Regions from separate parts of the Homo sapiens genome. Here region 1 is linked to region 2. Evidence: chromatin loops called from intact Hi-C (ENCODE). Cell type or tissue: heart right ventricle. All regions are shown on one strand.

Evidence for each region. Hi-C counts contacts between places; a loop is a spot of excess contacts. Peaks named below come from ENCODE experiments on the same cell type or tissue, not always from the same donor. Only the 100,000 strongest peaks of a DNase experiment are listed, where the experiment ranks them.
Region 1: it touches region 2 in a loop (2.5-fold over the local background); 15 of 110 quality-filtered maps call a loop at or near these places.

Annotation. Positions count from the first base shown.
Region 1 is chr3:123,380,227-123,388,226 of GRCh38, forward strand. The region is part of intron 1 of ADCY5 (adenylate cyclase 5); the gene reads right to left. LOC124909420 (a long non-coding RNA gene) reads left to right here and starts at 5,620. Exons shown (of 2, transcript XR_007096035.1): 1 at 5,620-5,702; 2 at 6,519-6,869. RefSeq lists enhancers at 5,531-6,031, 6,032-6,532. In heart right ventricle, a CTCF peak has its summit at 4,972 (motif pointing right); DNase peaks (open chromatin) are centred at 3,385 and 4,987; H3K4me3 peaks cover 1,527 bases; H3K27ac peaks cover 8,000 bases.
Region 2 is chr3:123,325,288-123,333,287 of GRCh38, forward strand. ADCY5 (adenylate cyclase 5) reads right to left here. Exons shown (of 21, transcript NM_183357.3): 4 at 7,277-7,388; 5 at 5,602-5,729; 6 at 3,357-3,515; 7 at 2,331-2,472; 8 at 35-175. Among named protein-coding and RNA genes, the nearest start is that of ADCY5, 120 kb to the right of the region's middle. RefSeq lists enhancers at 3,061-3,562, 3,563-4,062, 5,284-6,071. In heart right ventricle, a CTCF peak has its summit at 3,736 (motif pointing right); DNase peaks (open chromatin) are centred at 3,734, 5,587 and 5,904; H3K27ac peaks cover 7,741 bases.

The sequences.
Region 1 (8,000 bases), 55 kb after region 2:
TATCAACCACAAACGTTTACAGGGAGCCAGCTGTGGTGAACAGGCTTGAGTAGGGGAAAGTGACCACCAGGCCCTCTGCCCTCAAGTGGATTCCATCCCATCCCCCACAACCAAGCCCTGAGTAGCTGGCGTTTGGAGGCTTTTAGATCCTGGGCTTCCCAAGGGGAGATGCAGAGAGAAGAGGCCTGTAAGCCCAGATGACCTAAACGATGTCCTACAAAACTGCCCACTGCCTTAGCCCTCTAAACACAAGGCACTGTTGGCTTCCTCTTCTGAAGTCAGGATGCCCGGCAGGGCCACCCTCCTAAAATCAGGGCAGGCAAGCACACACCACAAAAGCCAGAGCCTAGGCCACCTCCACTGACCTTCCTCAGATCCTGTCCTTCCCCATGAGAAATGCAAATGTCAAGGTCCCCTCAAGGTGCTTTACCTCTCCCCATGGCTAGTACCTGTCTGTGCCTCAGCTGCCTCTCCTGGGAAATGGGGCCCACTCTCTGGGTCAGTGTAAGACTTAAATAAGCTATCATATGTAAAGTGCTAACTGTGCTCAATAAACATGTCATCAACATCATTACCGCTGAGAAAGGGATGGACACAGATGGGCCTGTAAGGATGGGAGATCCGGCCTGAGAGATACTTGCCAGGAGAGGGAGGGGATAGGAACTGACGCTTATCAGGGTTAATGACAGGTCAGGAGCACATGCTAAGGAGACAGCAAGCCTGGGTCCCATTCCTAGCCCTTCCACTTCATACGGTGACTCTGGGCAAGTTACTTAACCTGTCTGAGCCTCAGTTTTGTCATATGTATCATGGGGATAACAGTGGTGACAGCTTTCCCCATAGAGTGGTTGAAGTAGTATAGGCAATAATATGTGCCAAGTGCTAGCACACTTTAAAAAAGAATTTAATACTCTGTTTCAGCTCTTCTATTATTGGAGCGCAGTAGTCTCTTTGCTCTGCCCTCTTCTAGTAAATGCCGAGGATTTTCACTTTTCCCTTTTATCAGAGCCAAGAGGTCTCCGTCACAGTACACCAGGGGTCAGGGCAGGAGCTTGGCATCTGCTTCAGCCACAAGCCTTCATCTCCATTCTCCTGGAAGTCTTTACCTGTGGCCTGTGCCACATTCAGGGGAAGAAATCACTATACCTCTTTCTCACAAAAGCCAATCCCAGAAGCCTCTCCCCAAAGACGTGGCTGGGAATTGGCTCAATGGCAGGTGCCAACTCTACACTTGCACGACATTGACAGTGAGTATCTCCAAATCCCAGCCCTGCTCATTGGTCTGGGAGAAGCTGGATGGTTTAGCCACAGGGCCAGCTTCATGCATGTGTGATCTGTGCAGCTGCACAGGGCTCCACACTGAGTTTAATACTCTGTTGTTTCTGTCTTAAAATTCTCAGTACTTTTTGTACAAGGGGTCCCATATTTTCATTTTGCATAGGGTCCCACAAATCATGTTGCCGGTTTAGCATGCTTATCCACACATCTCCCGCTGGCTTCCATCGCTCCTGAGAGCCACTGCCAGCACTAGATCCAGGCTGCACATCTCAGACCTTTCCTCAGCGTCAGCTCTCACCTGGGCACCTGACTGCTCTCTGGCTTCTACCCTTGGGCCTGTACTCTCTTTTCAACAAAGCAACCAGAGGATCCTTAAAAATGTGAGTCAGAATCACATCACCCCTCTGCTTAAACCCTGCAATAGCTCCCTTCTCACTCAAGGGAGAAGAAAGGCCCAAGTCCAGCTGGTGGTGGGCAAGGCCCTTCGCGGTCTACCTCCCTCCCTTACCTCGCTGACCTCATCTCCTGGGGCCCCCCTGTTGTCCCTCTGCTCCAGCCATACTGGCCTTCTTGTTCTTCTGAATAGGCGGCAGGCACATTCCCACCCCAGGGCCTTTGATCTGGCTGTTGCTTCTGCATGGGACACTCTTAAGCCAGATATCCATCCCCAAGCAAAGGACCAGATATCCTTTTAATGCCAGAAAAGTCCTCTAACATCATCTCATCTATAAAGGACAACACTTCATCCAGCCTTTTAAAAAAGTATGAAGTGTTGGTGAGAATGGAGAAATCAGAACCTCCAGGCATTGCTGGTGGGAATAAAAAATGGTGCAGCCCCTGTGGAAAACAGTATGGTGGTTTCTCAAAAAATGAAAAATAAGATTACCATAGGATTCAGAAAGTCCACTTCTGAATTATATACCCCAAATAATTGAGAGCAGGGGCTCAAACAGATATTTTTACACGCATGCTCCCAGCAGCACTATTCACAACAGCCAAAAGATGGAAACTACCAAGGTATCCATGTCAGATGAATGAATAGATAAAATATGCTATCTATACACAATGGAACATTATTCAACCTTCAATAGGAATGAGATGCTGACACATGCTACAACAGGGATAAGCCTCAAAAACATTATGCTAAGTGAAATAAGCCAGACACAAAAGGACAAATATTGTGGGAAGTACCCGGACTAGTCAAAATCATAGAGACAGAAAGTAGATTAGAGATGACCAAAGGCTGGGGGGAGGAAGGAATGGAGTTGGTGTTTAATGGGTAGAGTTTCTGTTTGGAATGATGAAAAAGTTCTGGAAATGGATTCTGGTAGTGGCTGCCCACCATGGTGAATGTACGTAATGTCTGACTGGCACACTTAAAAACGGTTACAAGATAAATTTTATGTCATATGCATTTTATGACAAAATAAAGAAAAATAAAACAGCATAGGTGGAAGATTCAATTTAACATGAAATCCACTCTGGGCCCTGCACTCCTTCCAGGCCCATATCTCCCACCAGCCATCCTCAGCCTCCCCCACCCCCACCCCATGGCCACCCCAGGGCCCCGAGCCTTGCTAACAGGTGACCCCTGACCACCACGCACAACCAATGGCCAAGTCCCAGCCCCGTCCTGGTAGGGGTGAGTGGGTAGACAGGGACACACACGTAAACAGGAATGCAGCCCAGGCCGTAGGGAGGAGTCGCATTTTGGAAATCTGAGCCCTGCTCCCAGGACTAGAAATTCCAGGGAAGCCAAGTCAGTAGCCATAGTGTGTGTCAGAAAGGGAGGGAGGAGGCATCATTCCCTCTGCAGCCAGGCCCACAGCTGCCCTCCTCGCCTCCTCGGGAATGTGAAGTACGTCCCTGTGGCCGTGCACTTGAGGCAAGCGCGAAGGCCCACTCTCTCCACTCATGGCTTTATGTGGCAACTGTCAAGGCTTAGCGGGGAGGGGTAAGATTCTTCTGATCGCCTGGGAAAATGTGAAGATGCTCACAGCTCAGCCTCAATGCCACGGTGAGGTAGATAGGGGCTGCCCTGGTATTCCAGGCTCCCACCTTACTGGAGATGGACAAGCTCTTTAGGGAGAGGAATGCCAGATGGCAAAGTGCCCGCCCACGGGGCTAATTTTAGGCTCATCTCCACAGCAGCAACAGCGACGGCTCCCTGTGCAGAGCCCCCTGCACATCTCAGCTAGGGGGTTTAAACTACTGGGCAACCCAGAGGGAAAGGAAAATGTACACAAGCCCATATCCACATCCACACATGCAGGCAGGCACACACACACACATACACGCACACACACCCTTCCTCAAGGTGCACGTGCACACACACACACTTCCTCAAGGCACGCACACACACACACAAACACACACACACTCTTCCTCAAGGTGCACACACACACCCTTCCTCAAGGCATGCACACACACACACACACCCTTCTGCAAGGCACGTGCGCGCGCGCACACACACACACAAACACACACCCACCCTTCCTCAAGGGTGGCCTTGTAAATGATCTTTTCTGCCCTGCAGAGGGTAAGGGAGTCTGTCCATGCTCCCGGGACAGTAATGACTGCTCCTTAGTCCCTGCAGTTGTGAACCCAATAAGAAACTCCCAAATGTTATTACCATGTGACCCTTAAGATTCCTGAGTCAGAGGGCCTGATGTCACTAGGCCCCAAGAAAAGACCCTGAGGGAGATTTAAAAATAAACAGCCTTTAGCTCACAAGTACAGGTGGGACCTGCTGTCCCCTCTGACAACAGAACAGGTTGGCTGGACAGTACATATTATCAAGGACTTGGGTTAGACTTGAGGGTGAATCTTCCAACCCAGGGGAACCAAAAACATGGAGCTACAGAGGCTCCTCTGGCACAATGACTGAGTCGCCCTGGGTCAGGGCGAGTGCAGCCACCCGCAGACAGCAAGTTGGCTCCATGGCCCCAGAAGCGAAGCCCTGCTGGTATTTTCGCCACTCCTTGCTATGCCCTTTATATACATTACCTCGGGCTCTTGCCCAGGTCACAAGGGCCGGAACTAGGACTCAAAGCCAGGTGTGTCCACAGACACTGCCCTTCCTCTGACCCCAGAACCAAGCTCCAGGGGACTGCTGGACCATCTAAATTTCACTACGCCCACAGATTATTCCTGTGTTGCCCCCTCCCCAGTAAAGCCAAGGGAACTAGCCTCAAGCTCCAGGGCACCTCTTCTTTCCCACCTTCCCACTCTGAAGTGCAGCTCTGCAGACAGTCTCTGAATCCCAAGTTTTCTAACTTGGGAAGCATGAAGAGGCCACTAGTACCACTCTGATTTCCTTGTTATTCCTGGAGCCAACCTTTGTCCTAGGACCCCTCGGCCCGGGAGAGGAAGGGGGACAACAGGACTGTCAGAGGGTGCAGGCACAAAGGAGGACCAGCCCTTCAGTCTCCTTGAAGTCCCTGGGACCCCACCCTGGTCCTCAAAGTCATAATATTTACAGGGAACACTGCAAAGCCAGCCACCCAGCAGCTCTGCCTGGCAAGTTACCGCAAACAGCAGATGGCTCTGAACAATCTGAACGCAGGCCCCCCTCTCCTTACAGCCGGCACCCCAGCCCACCCCCGGTAAGTAAATAAACAAGCAAGAAACTCCAGAACCAGGCAGAAGCACAGCTCTGGATGGCTCTATCTAAGCAAGCTGCCCTTCCTGCAGAGGCCACCCTGGAGCCAGAACCACACATTCACACTGCAGGGGAAAGCCGGTACACATCCTTCTAGGGGCAAAAAATGTCCACTGCAGACACACACGCACACACACACACACACGCACGCACGACCAGTGCTGTAGTCTGTGTGTGGCTGTGAGTATGTGGGAGCAGGGCAAGTAGAGGGGATGGAGAAAGGAGAGGGAGGGAACGTTAATAGAGCCAAAGTGCTTATTTTATTAAAACCTTTTATAAATAAGCCTCACTTAGCCCCAGCCAGACACATAGTCTTGGTGCCTAAAATCATGACTCCTCTACATTCTGGAGACCTAGATGGTGAGACAGGGGTGTGTACAGGGTGGGAGAGGAAACCCACCAAAGTTCTGAATGCCTACCCCTGCCCCTCCAGCTCCCAGAACTCCTGCATGGGGACCCATCCAGCCGCAAGTTAGCTAGAAAAGCTGGAGTCCAAATGCCACTATAACACTTACTGGCTGTGTGATCTTGGACAAGTTACTTAACCTCTCTGTGCTTCAGTTTCTCATCTGTAAAATGGAGAATAATATCTGTAATCAAGAGCTGCAGAGTTAAAGTAGATACTAGCTATCAGGATAATTCTCCCATTTTTCGTTTTTCTTACCTCTCTCTATAGTCTACAAAAAAGACTTCTTTCGTGGACAGGCTGAGAATCATCGTCACCACCATCACCCTGTATCTAATCCCAAGACGGCTCTCCAGGGTAGGTGCTCTTATCCCTATCTTATTGATGAAGACACTGAGGCTCAGAAAGGTTCTGACACTGACCTGAGGTCAAAGCCTAAGTGACAGCGCCACAGGACCGTCAAAGAGGCAGAGCGTGAGAGCCCAAGCAGGCCCATGGAAAGGCTTCCAGAAGATGCAGCTCTCCTCAGAACTCCAGGCCAGGAGGAGGTCAGGAAAGGCTCAAAGGCATGAATGAGCCCGAAGCAGCTCAGCTTTAGGTGGACAGGAGGGCACAGGGCCAGCTGCCAAGCTGGGTGACTCAGCCTTGACACTTTTCTCCTCCTGGGGCCCAGGCACTGAGCCCTGGCTCCCCTCATCCTCGGCAGAGGCCACCATCCTTAACGTCAACCAGGAGCCCCGAGGCCCAGTGAGAGAGACCCCACGGCATACCAGTGGCTCCAGGGATCCTATCTTCCACCCTGGCCATCTCTTGGCTTCTCAGAACACTGTCCTTCATGCTGCCACTCCCCACCCATATGTGCTCTCTGGAAGGAACTGGGGTGCCCCCAGAACTGGCCCATCTTCTACTTAGGAGACATGTTTCAATTTGCTCAGCATAGTCTCGTTATGCCTATTGTCTGGAACAAATTATTAACAGCACCCTCTCTCCTTCCACTCTCAAAAGAGTCCTGGTTTTGCTGCTAAATCATATGGTCACCATACCCCGACCCTCCCTCAAGGCTACCTGAGCCATGGGCCCAAATCTGTTAGCCAAGGAGGGGCACCTCACCCTCCTTGGGCAGTTTCAAGGACGTCCAGGAAACACCCCTGACCAGTCTTTTTTACTTTGCAGGCTGCAGAAACTTTCTTCCCACGCTGCCTGCCAGCGCCCCCGACCCCACCCCGTTTCCTGTAACTTCTCCTAGATATAGCCCAGCTGGGTCTTCTCATCATAATGCAAATGACCCAAGGTCTTAAGCCCGTCAGCGTGGAAGGGAACCTCCAGCAGAAACCGGCCACTCCAAAACAGAGAAAGACGACAGCCAGAGCCATGACCCAGCACAGCTCATGCAAACACTAGGATCCATAAGAAAGTGCTGGACCTTCAAGGAGAGGAGAAACAGGTACTCCCTCAGGCTCCAGTCCATTCATTTCTTCACTACTTCATTCATTCAACAAAAACTGATTAAATTACCGGGTTCAAGGCTGCGTCCCTATAATCAATGGTACAAATATAACAACCCACAGAATTAGGATGTAGATACACACAGACACATGTATGTGTATACACAGATTTTATTATTCATGTGTGTGGGTTGTGAGAGCTATTCCAAGAATAATCTGAAAATCATTGGTATCAGGCTTTGAAATGCATCGATGCTTTTTAATACATTTACCTCCTTGGTGATGTTTGAGCCCATGTGATATTTATTACATTGTTATTTAAATGAGCCTAGACTCTGAGACCTCTTCTACTTTCATAGAAAATGCCAGGGTTGGGGAAACTAGCCAGGGGAAAAAAAATCAATCCAGCCAAATCCATTGACTTGGGAGTAGGTATTAATTGCCCAGGATTTTATCAGCACAGCAGGAGGCTGGGGGTAAACTACAGAGTGCAAAGTAGGTGACAGTAACAACAACAACAAAAAATACAAATCTACAAGGCCGCAGAGAAGCTCATCTCTTACCTAGGAGGACATTCATCCTGACCCGGCCCAGCCCAGTCATAGACAAACATGAGATATTCAAATCAAGGGAAATAGTAACCCCCCTTAAAAAGGCCTATTGCAGATGCAAAAAAGAATTTCCTTTCAACACAACATTAATTAGGCAAACATGTACTAAACCCAATGGCAGGCCAGGCACTCTGCTAGGACTGGCAACATCAGCAATAAATAAGGCCTATCTTGGGTTTTGAGACACATCCAGTCTAGGAGGAGACAGATAAAACCAGGAGAGTACAACAGCTGGTCACGGTGTGTGGTCACACAGGAGCACCAGAAAGGAAAGGAAAGAGTCCATCCCTGAATGCTGGAAGGTGACCCAGGAAGGCTTCCCAGAGAAGGTGATATTTGAGGTGGGTTCTGGAATGCAGATGAGTAGCAAAGGGGGACAAGACACTGGAGGGACAGAAAGCATTCTAGAGAAGCTTGGCAGAAGAGAACAGCTGTTCAGGGGTGTAGGGAAGATGGGGGGAAGCCAGTATTTTGGGCCAGAATGGCAAGGAAGTGATGTGCTCAGACCTGAATTTTGGAAATGTCGCATTACAGCTGTATGGAAGGTGGCCCAGAGCTAAGTAAAAGGCTGCGCAATGGTCCAGATGAGAGATGATGAA
Region 2 (8,000 bases):
GTGTTGCCCACAGGCTGCCCCACCAGCCACTCACCATCCGCTTCATCTCCTTGGACACCTGGTTGCCACCCAGGTGGTTGTAGAAGGGGCGCTCAGCCCCCCAGTGTGGTGGGTTGTGCCCGATGGAGTTGGTTCTCTGGCGGTTCATCTTGGCGATCATGGCCTTCTCTTCTTTCTGGAAGACGAACACAGAGATGGGGGGAGATGAGGAGTCCAAGCGGAGGGCTCCTCACCCTTCCCCAAACATCGTACCTGGCCAGGTAAGGGGCTAAGGCAGCTGCCCTTTCCTCTCTGCACAGCCCTGGAGCCAGAGCTCGGCCCAGATCCTGGAACTCCCCAGGCAAGCATCCTGGATCTCTCCAAACTCCCTAATGCCAGCCCTGGCTGGCTCAGGTGGGAGTGGCAAAAGATGATGAGAGTTGGTCTTGTGAGAAAGCAAAGAGCTTGGGAACATCTGCCATTTGCAAGGAGTTCTCCCTGTAAGTTCGACTGTAAGATTCTATCCTGGGTGCCCTTCTCTCCTCTGGATGGCCTAGGCTCCGAAAGGCCTGAGCTGACGCACCCAGCTGCCCGCACTGTGCTTCCTCCCCCTACTCTGTGGGGCAGGGTGATCAGCGAGGGCTGAGCTTGGGTCTCCCAGGCAGCCAGGCCAACTCATACCTAAGCCTCCCAACTTGGTCCCTGGCAGGCTGTGGTGTCACATCAGGCTTTGCTCATGGGCAGGCCAGGGTAGGGCTCTAGCTACAGCCTCAAGGGTGGGTGGGGCCTGATCTGAAGTTGCCCAGGGGGTACCGGAGGGAGAGGAGACCTGGGATCACAACCTCTGCTCAACTTCTCCAAAATATGCTACAACAGAGAGGGCACTAGGACACGGCCCGGGGCCCAAGAGGCCACTTCCAAAGAGGTTTGGGTCAGTGAAGTTATGAGATTCAAGAGCTGACAGGCATTGTACAAATACACAGAGTCTCAGTCAGCTATCTATGGGCCAACACACTCCCCAGGATCTCATCTATCTGTCTGTCTGTCTATCCATCCAAATGGGTGCAAGAGAGCTAGAGACCTGAGGCAACCCTCCCCTCAACTCCCTCCCTTGTCAGATGAGGTGACGGTGGGGACACAGCCTGCTTCAGCTGACATTGCTGGTGGGGGTGCCTGTTACTCTTTCTGTCTCCATTTCATCCTTTTTGGACCGCTTGTCCAGCTAAAAGAACCAAGAGCCAGGGAACTCAGGGTCTAGGGCAGGAAGCTGCGGGAGGCCTTGTGACCCAGGCACTGAGAGATGTGGGTAAAGAGCCTGGAGGACCCAGTTCATTGATACTATGGCCAAGGAACTGGCCAACGCTTACAAACGTGTCAAGGAAACCATGAGGAGCTGTCCCCACAGGGCCCTGAATCCCCCATCCCTCTTCCTGGTGCCTGTGGAGGGTCTGACACAGCTCCCATGAAGGGCCCCCGAGCCAGGATCTGTCCCCTGGGGTACTGCATGGTAGGATAAGGTGTCCCTCTGATGTCCCTCTTGGCACGGGCACCTGCCCTCAACAGCCCTGCCTGCCTCCCTTTAAAAATCACCTTTGCTGTCATCCAAGACTCTCTGAACTCTTCTCACAGACTAATTTTGTCTTTCGTTTCACTTCTTAGGAAGAGAAATGGGGAAGCTTTTCTCTATCAAAGGGCACTGACTGGCAGATAAATTCCACAGAAAGACTCATAAGTAAAAGGCATTTTAGTTTAGGGAGAAATAGAAAATGTTCTCTTGATTTGCTTTAAAAATTAAGAGCATGGAACATGACACTATTAAAAATAGAACACTGAAGTCTGCTAATAATTTAGCTTTATATTTCAGCAAGTGTGGGCTGAGACAAAGGGGGAAAAAGAAACAGACTAGAAAGGGAAAGGGGAAAATAGGTTCAAGAAACAAAGACATAGGCACATGTGGAGATGGACACCGATCTATGGATCAGAGAGAGAGAGATTAGGGCAAGTGTCCACCCCAGTAAAAGGCAAATGAAAAGGAGAGAGATGGAGATAAAATATACGGTATCCACAGACTCCCTTGATGCTGATTTCCAGCTTGTGGACTTCTGATGTCTTGTTGCTAACTGATTTGAGGCCTGTTGCATTTTTGCAAAAGAAGCACTATTAAAAGATTCCCTCTTTACCATCCTTTTTGCAAGGCCTAACTGCCGGGGTCCTTTTTAAGATGCAGGAACCGCAACTGCATAAGAAATTCATGACTTCACTCAAGGAAAGAGAAGGAAGCAGCAGGTCACGAAAATGTTCCTCCCTGGAGGAAGGGAGCCCCTCAGCCCCCCGGCCCCCAGCCCACAGACCCGCTTCTGGGTGCAGCGCAGGATGAGGAAGGTCTCGATACTGTGCTCCTTGAGGTAGGCGTTGCGCTCGCCCCCACAGCCTGGCTCCACCTCGTAGTCCCCATTCAGGTAGTTGAGTGTAGCCTTGGTGATGTGGATGCGTCTACAGGGGGGCAGGGATCAGGGTGGAGAGGGCAGAAAACTCAAAGTCATAATGTCAGCCCCCGTGAAAAACCAAACTGCAATTAGTGGGTTCACCACAATTCAAACCCTAGGGCCCCAAGCTCTGCTCAAATCCTAACCTCAACCTTGCATGGTACCCTCCATTACTATCAAGTGGGCTCTCATGCCCACTGCAACCACACTGTCTCACACTGAACATCCTGGCACAGACCACTACATTAGCTTGCCCAAGACAACATGGCCTCCAGTCTTGCAAACTTTGCAAGCCTCTCACTCCTGCTCAGAAGCCAGCAATGGCTCCTGCACGCGACAGGACGGAGTCCAAATTCACGAGCCTGGCACTCATGCCTTCTGAACACAGGCGCTGTTTCTCCTAGCCGTCCCTAAAAGGCCATCGGCTCTTCTCCCATTCCTTGGAAATGCTGTGTCCCCCACACCTGTGCCTTGCCTCGCTGTGTTCCCTCCGCCTAGCAGCAGGCTCTTCCCACCCCACCTTCCTCACCCCTCCCAGTCCTGCCTCCTTTATGGTCTAGCCATCCCAGAAACTATCTGTGATTCCTCCCTCCTCCAGAACTCTGTCTATCACACCTCACCAGCCACCATGGTTTGGGTCAATATCTTCTGGGTCAAGGCTCAGGGAAGGGTGACATAATGCTCCCACAACTGGCCAACGGTGGCACAGGTGATTTGGCAAGTAGAGGAATTTCTACTTCCACTGTGCTCACCCCAGCGCCCCCACAGGTGCTTGCTGCCCATCCTGCCCACCCCACCCTGCCCCGCCTCGCCTCTGCAGGATGGTCACCCTGGGTGGGCTTGAGTGGGAACCCAGGTCGGGGCCCCAAGCCACCCACAGCTGTCACTCACCCTGCCTTGCCGCCAGCCTCCATGTGGTTGGCTAGCGTGACATCGTTAGACCAGACGTCGAACTGCCACTTCCTGAGACCAAGGACACCGCAGTGTACTCGCCCGCTGTGAATTCCCACACGCATGTTCACGTTCACCCCTGTCACCTCCCGGACCAACCTGGGGATGGAGCAGGAGTAAAGCTGGGAGAAGGCTGGAGGCCAGGCACACAGAATGGGGGTGAGGCTGCAGGTGCAGGGAAGGTGAAGGTGCGGGGGTCAAAGAGTCTTCTCTCTCCCATCCAGCCCTAGAGTCCAAGAACGTTCAGCCTGAAGGGCACTGGGGCGGGCGGCAGGTGCAGTCGGCTGTGAAAGGGGCTGTTCCCGGCCTGGCCACAAGGTGGCGCGGTGCCACACTAAAACCTAGAGCCCTGCTGCTTCCCCTCCAGGAGGGCACCTCTGGCCAGCACTGCCCTGTCAATTAAATTGTGATTGGAAAAATGCAAATGCACGTTAGGGCCGACTTGAATTAAACAGGGAAGTTACCACCACTCCAAACCCTATTTGTATAATGCTCTTGTGGGTAAGACAGAAATGGCTTTTGGATTATCTTTTTATTGGATTTATCCACACTGCTGCTTCCAAGATGTTAGCAGGGTGATGGCAAAAGCTGGTTACCCAGGTTTCAAGGGTATGGCCTGCTCAGGAGGGAAGGGGAGCCTGGGCAGGTGCAGGGGCTTAGGGTGCTCCATGCCCTAGAGGAAAGCTTGGTCCCGGCCACATGCACCACATATCCATATCTGGGAGCTCCCAGTAGACAGGGCAGGCCCTCCGTATGCACTTATAACTCCTCATGCTGGGCGAGCAGTGGAGGCAGACTGGGAAGGAAGCCATACATCTCCAGGTGCATGTCTGAGGCCCATGGGAACCTGCCCAGCATCTGCAGGAGAGGGTGCAGGTGCCAGGAAGTAGGGTAATGGATGAACTCAGATTGCACTTTCTAGGGCCCTAGACCCTCCCTAACACCTGGGGCATGGGCGCACTCAGCTAGCCAGGGGACCAGCAGTCTGACTTGCCCCAGTGGGTGGGACCACCACTGAGACTCCCTGACCCCATCCCACGCCATCAGCAAGAGGCTGACACCCACTGCAGGGGAGACTGAGGTCACCCATCATTTCTCTTGTCCTGAATCAACTTGGTAAATACCTCCACTGCAGCAGAATACCTTCACTGAAATACTTTCCATCCACAGTGCCTTTGGATACTTGCTTAGCTTGACAATGGCTCATTCTGTCTTTTTGGCTTAACTCCACGGCCACCTCCTTCAGGCAAACTCTCTTGATCCTCTCAGTGGAATCAACTGTCCCCTCCTGGGCCCTCCTTCAATAGTCTGCCTCCCTTACCTCGCCGTGTCCACATGACGTGCCTTGTATCTGAGCACCAGGAGTCCTGGTCTCTCTCCCTTAAGGCTCTGTGCTTCCGGGGAGACTGATTGTCTAGCTCAGGCTTGCTGGGGACACTTGGCAAGTGCTGCAAGTAGAACTGAGCCAAACCAACGGACCCGGCTGCCTTCCTGGCAGCCACTCCCGCCTCTGACCTTGCCCTCTGTGCCTTTTTTCTCTGCCCCTGCCCAAGCTATTTCTAAAGCCCAAAGTCTCTGACTTGCTCCCTTGGCTGTCACATAAGCTTGCACCACCCATGTTTTTCAATGACCAGGGCTCCTTCTGTGGCCAGTGATAGCCATGAATTGGCCAAAGTGCCTTTTTGCTATGGCTCACAGGCAGGGTGATTCTCTCTAAGCGGAACACCTGCATTTGAATCCGCCTGCCTGGTAGTAGCACCCTGGGGAGTTGTCTAACCCCTATGAGCCCAACCTTTCACATCTGGGAAGAAGTGGAACCAGCAGTTCGATGCCTGGCTGGGTGTCTGTAGGAAACATGAGGCCCCGGAAGTGCAAGGGCCTCACACGGCACAGGATCCTCACATGGCTGCCAGCCTCTCCTCCACTCCTGGAGTCTGCAGAGCCCTCCCCTCCCACACACTTCCTCTGGGAAAAGCTGCCCAGGCTGCTGTAGGGAACAGGAACCCTGGAGAAGGCAGAAAGTCTGGTGGCACACGCCAACCCTCAGCTTGGCTGGGCACCTTTTGGCAGACAGTTTCACCCCACTGTTTCCCTGCCTCCAACTAGGCAGCCGGCAGGTCAGTCAGTCGCTCGGGCTGTGGACAGTCCCAGGGAGGGAGACGGTACCCGGGGGGTGGACACTTACGAGATGGCCTCGATCATGTCCATGCCCATCTCCACACAGCAGTGGGCGTGGTCAGCCCTTGCTTCAGGCAGCCCCGAGACGCAGTAATAACAATCCCCAAGGATCTTAATACGTAAACAGTGATTCTCCTGGAAAGCAAATTAATTTTACAAATTAAAAATAGTAGGAAAGAGAAGTGGGAGGGAAAGAAACGAGAAGCAAAAAGATTCACCCCGTGCCTGGAATAACTTGCCTTTTAGGGCAGTGAGCGCAGGCCCACGCCGGAACTCGGCATGGTCCTGGGACAGGCTTATCAGGAGACATTGGGGAGGGAGGGATTGTGGGGATGGAGGGATGGGCTGGGCAGCCCTGAGCGGCATTCCAGCTCCCAGACTCAGGAGCTCACTTTTAAAGATCCACTCCAGAGCCCCAAGAGGAATTTGGCTGGTCGAACTGCAGCTCAGCCAGCAGGGTGGCCTTATCAGCTTAAGGAAGGCCCCAAGCCCCAGTACAAGGGTCTCTGGTCCCCTCCACACCCCAGGAGTCACTCTGATTCGTTGCTTGAGATTCTATCAAAAGTTGTCTGATTCTCCTCCTTTTACAAAAAGACTGAAGCAGGCAGAAATGAGCTTTAACCAAAAGCTCACTGACTCAGCCTGTCTGAGACTTTTATCAAAAAAGAATTTTGCTCAACTAGCAAGCACATGAGTGCCAAGAATCCAACAGAGCTGCTGCTGAGTGACAGGTGCCACAGGGCCACCTGCAGGCCACCACCAATCCGTCAGTGGGATTGCGATAGAATATCAGTAATCATCAATTATGAGCGGTCCAACTCTGGCTCCCAAAGATAGTTGAGAAACAGGGATTCAAGTGCCCTTGTGGCCTGGACTCATTTGAGACCCAAGTGACAAGCAGGTGCTATTCACCTCATTCAGTTCAGTGACAAAATCCACAGGTAAGTATATGCGCTCCACCATGGAAGCCCCCAGAGAAGCCCTGGCACTGGCACTGACGGCACCAGCCTCTCATCAATAACCCGGCCTGGCGTCCTGTGTGGGCCAAGGGGAATGTGTCCACCCGTCAGTGGCCACTGACATTTAATCACTCTACAAAGGCCTAGAGCTGGGAAAGGATAATGGAGGGGTGAATAGGGGCCTAAGGAATGAACGTGTCGTTCACCACTCCCGGCCATGGAGTGTTACTTCCAATTTATCCAAACGTTTAAGAGTCCTCTTTCTGGATGCCGCTAGGGAATGGCACACAGCCGCCTGCAGGCCAGCTGGGGATTCAGACTCATTCTCTTATCAGTCTGGCCAATCTCATCAGGAATGTAGCTTGATGGCCCCTAATATGCCCCAGACAAACAGCTTATTCCCCTGGGGTTTGGGCAGTGTGACCGGCAGGCCTCACCACCCGCTTCCAAGGATGGGGGGCATGGAGGGCTCCCTACACTCTCGCTTGTGGTCAGCGACAGTGCTGAAAGCAACTCCAGCTAAGTGTGTCTCCAGGGCCCACGCAGGGCGTGAGGACACAGCCGCAGCCTAAGGGTCCCCTCTGCCCATCACCAGCAGGCTCTGCTCAGCAGGATATACCCAGGCACATGCCCATCCCTGGGGTTCAGCAGGTCCTCGACCACAGCAGCCTCCCTCAACAGCCCAGGTCAGGCCACCCCAACCCCCGGCTCAGGGTGACTCACTGCGGCCAGCTTGTCAAAGCGGGCGAAGAGCTCGTTGAGGGTCATGACCAGTTCCTGTGCAGTGCACTGGGACGCCAGGCTGGTGAAGCCCTCGATGTCAGCAAACAGGATGCTGGGGGACAGGCAGAGGAGGAAGACCCTGCTATAGGCTGAATCTTTGTGTCTCCCAAATTCATACATTACATCTTTTTTTTCTTTTCTTTTTTTTTAAGAAGAGGTCTTGCTCTATTGCCCAGGCTGGAGTGCAGTGGTGTGATCAAGGCTCACTGCAGCCTCGACTTCTTGGGCTCAGGGGATCCTCTCCCCTCAGCCTCCCAAGTAGCTGGGACTACAAGAGTTTGCCACCCTACCTGGCTAACTTTTTTTTTTTTTTTGGGTAGAGACAGGGTCTCGCTATGTTGTCCAGGCAGGTCTCAAACTCCTGGGCTCAAGCAATCCACCCACCTTGGCCTCACAAAGTGCTGGGATTACAGCCACGAGCCACCACACCTGGTTCCATTAAATCCTAATGCCCAATGTGATGGTATTAGGTGGGGCCTTTGAAAGATAATGAGGTCACAAGGGTGGAGCCCTCACGAATGGATTAGTGCCCTTATAAGAAGAGACAAGAGAGCTTGCTTCTTTGCTTTCTGCTCACCACTTCGTGACGATATGAGAAGGTGGCCGTCAGCAACCCAAAAGAGGGCCCTTGCCAGACTCTGATCATGCTGGCACCCTGATCCCA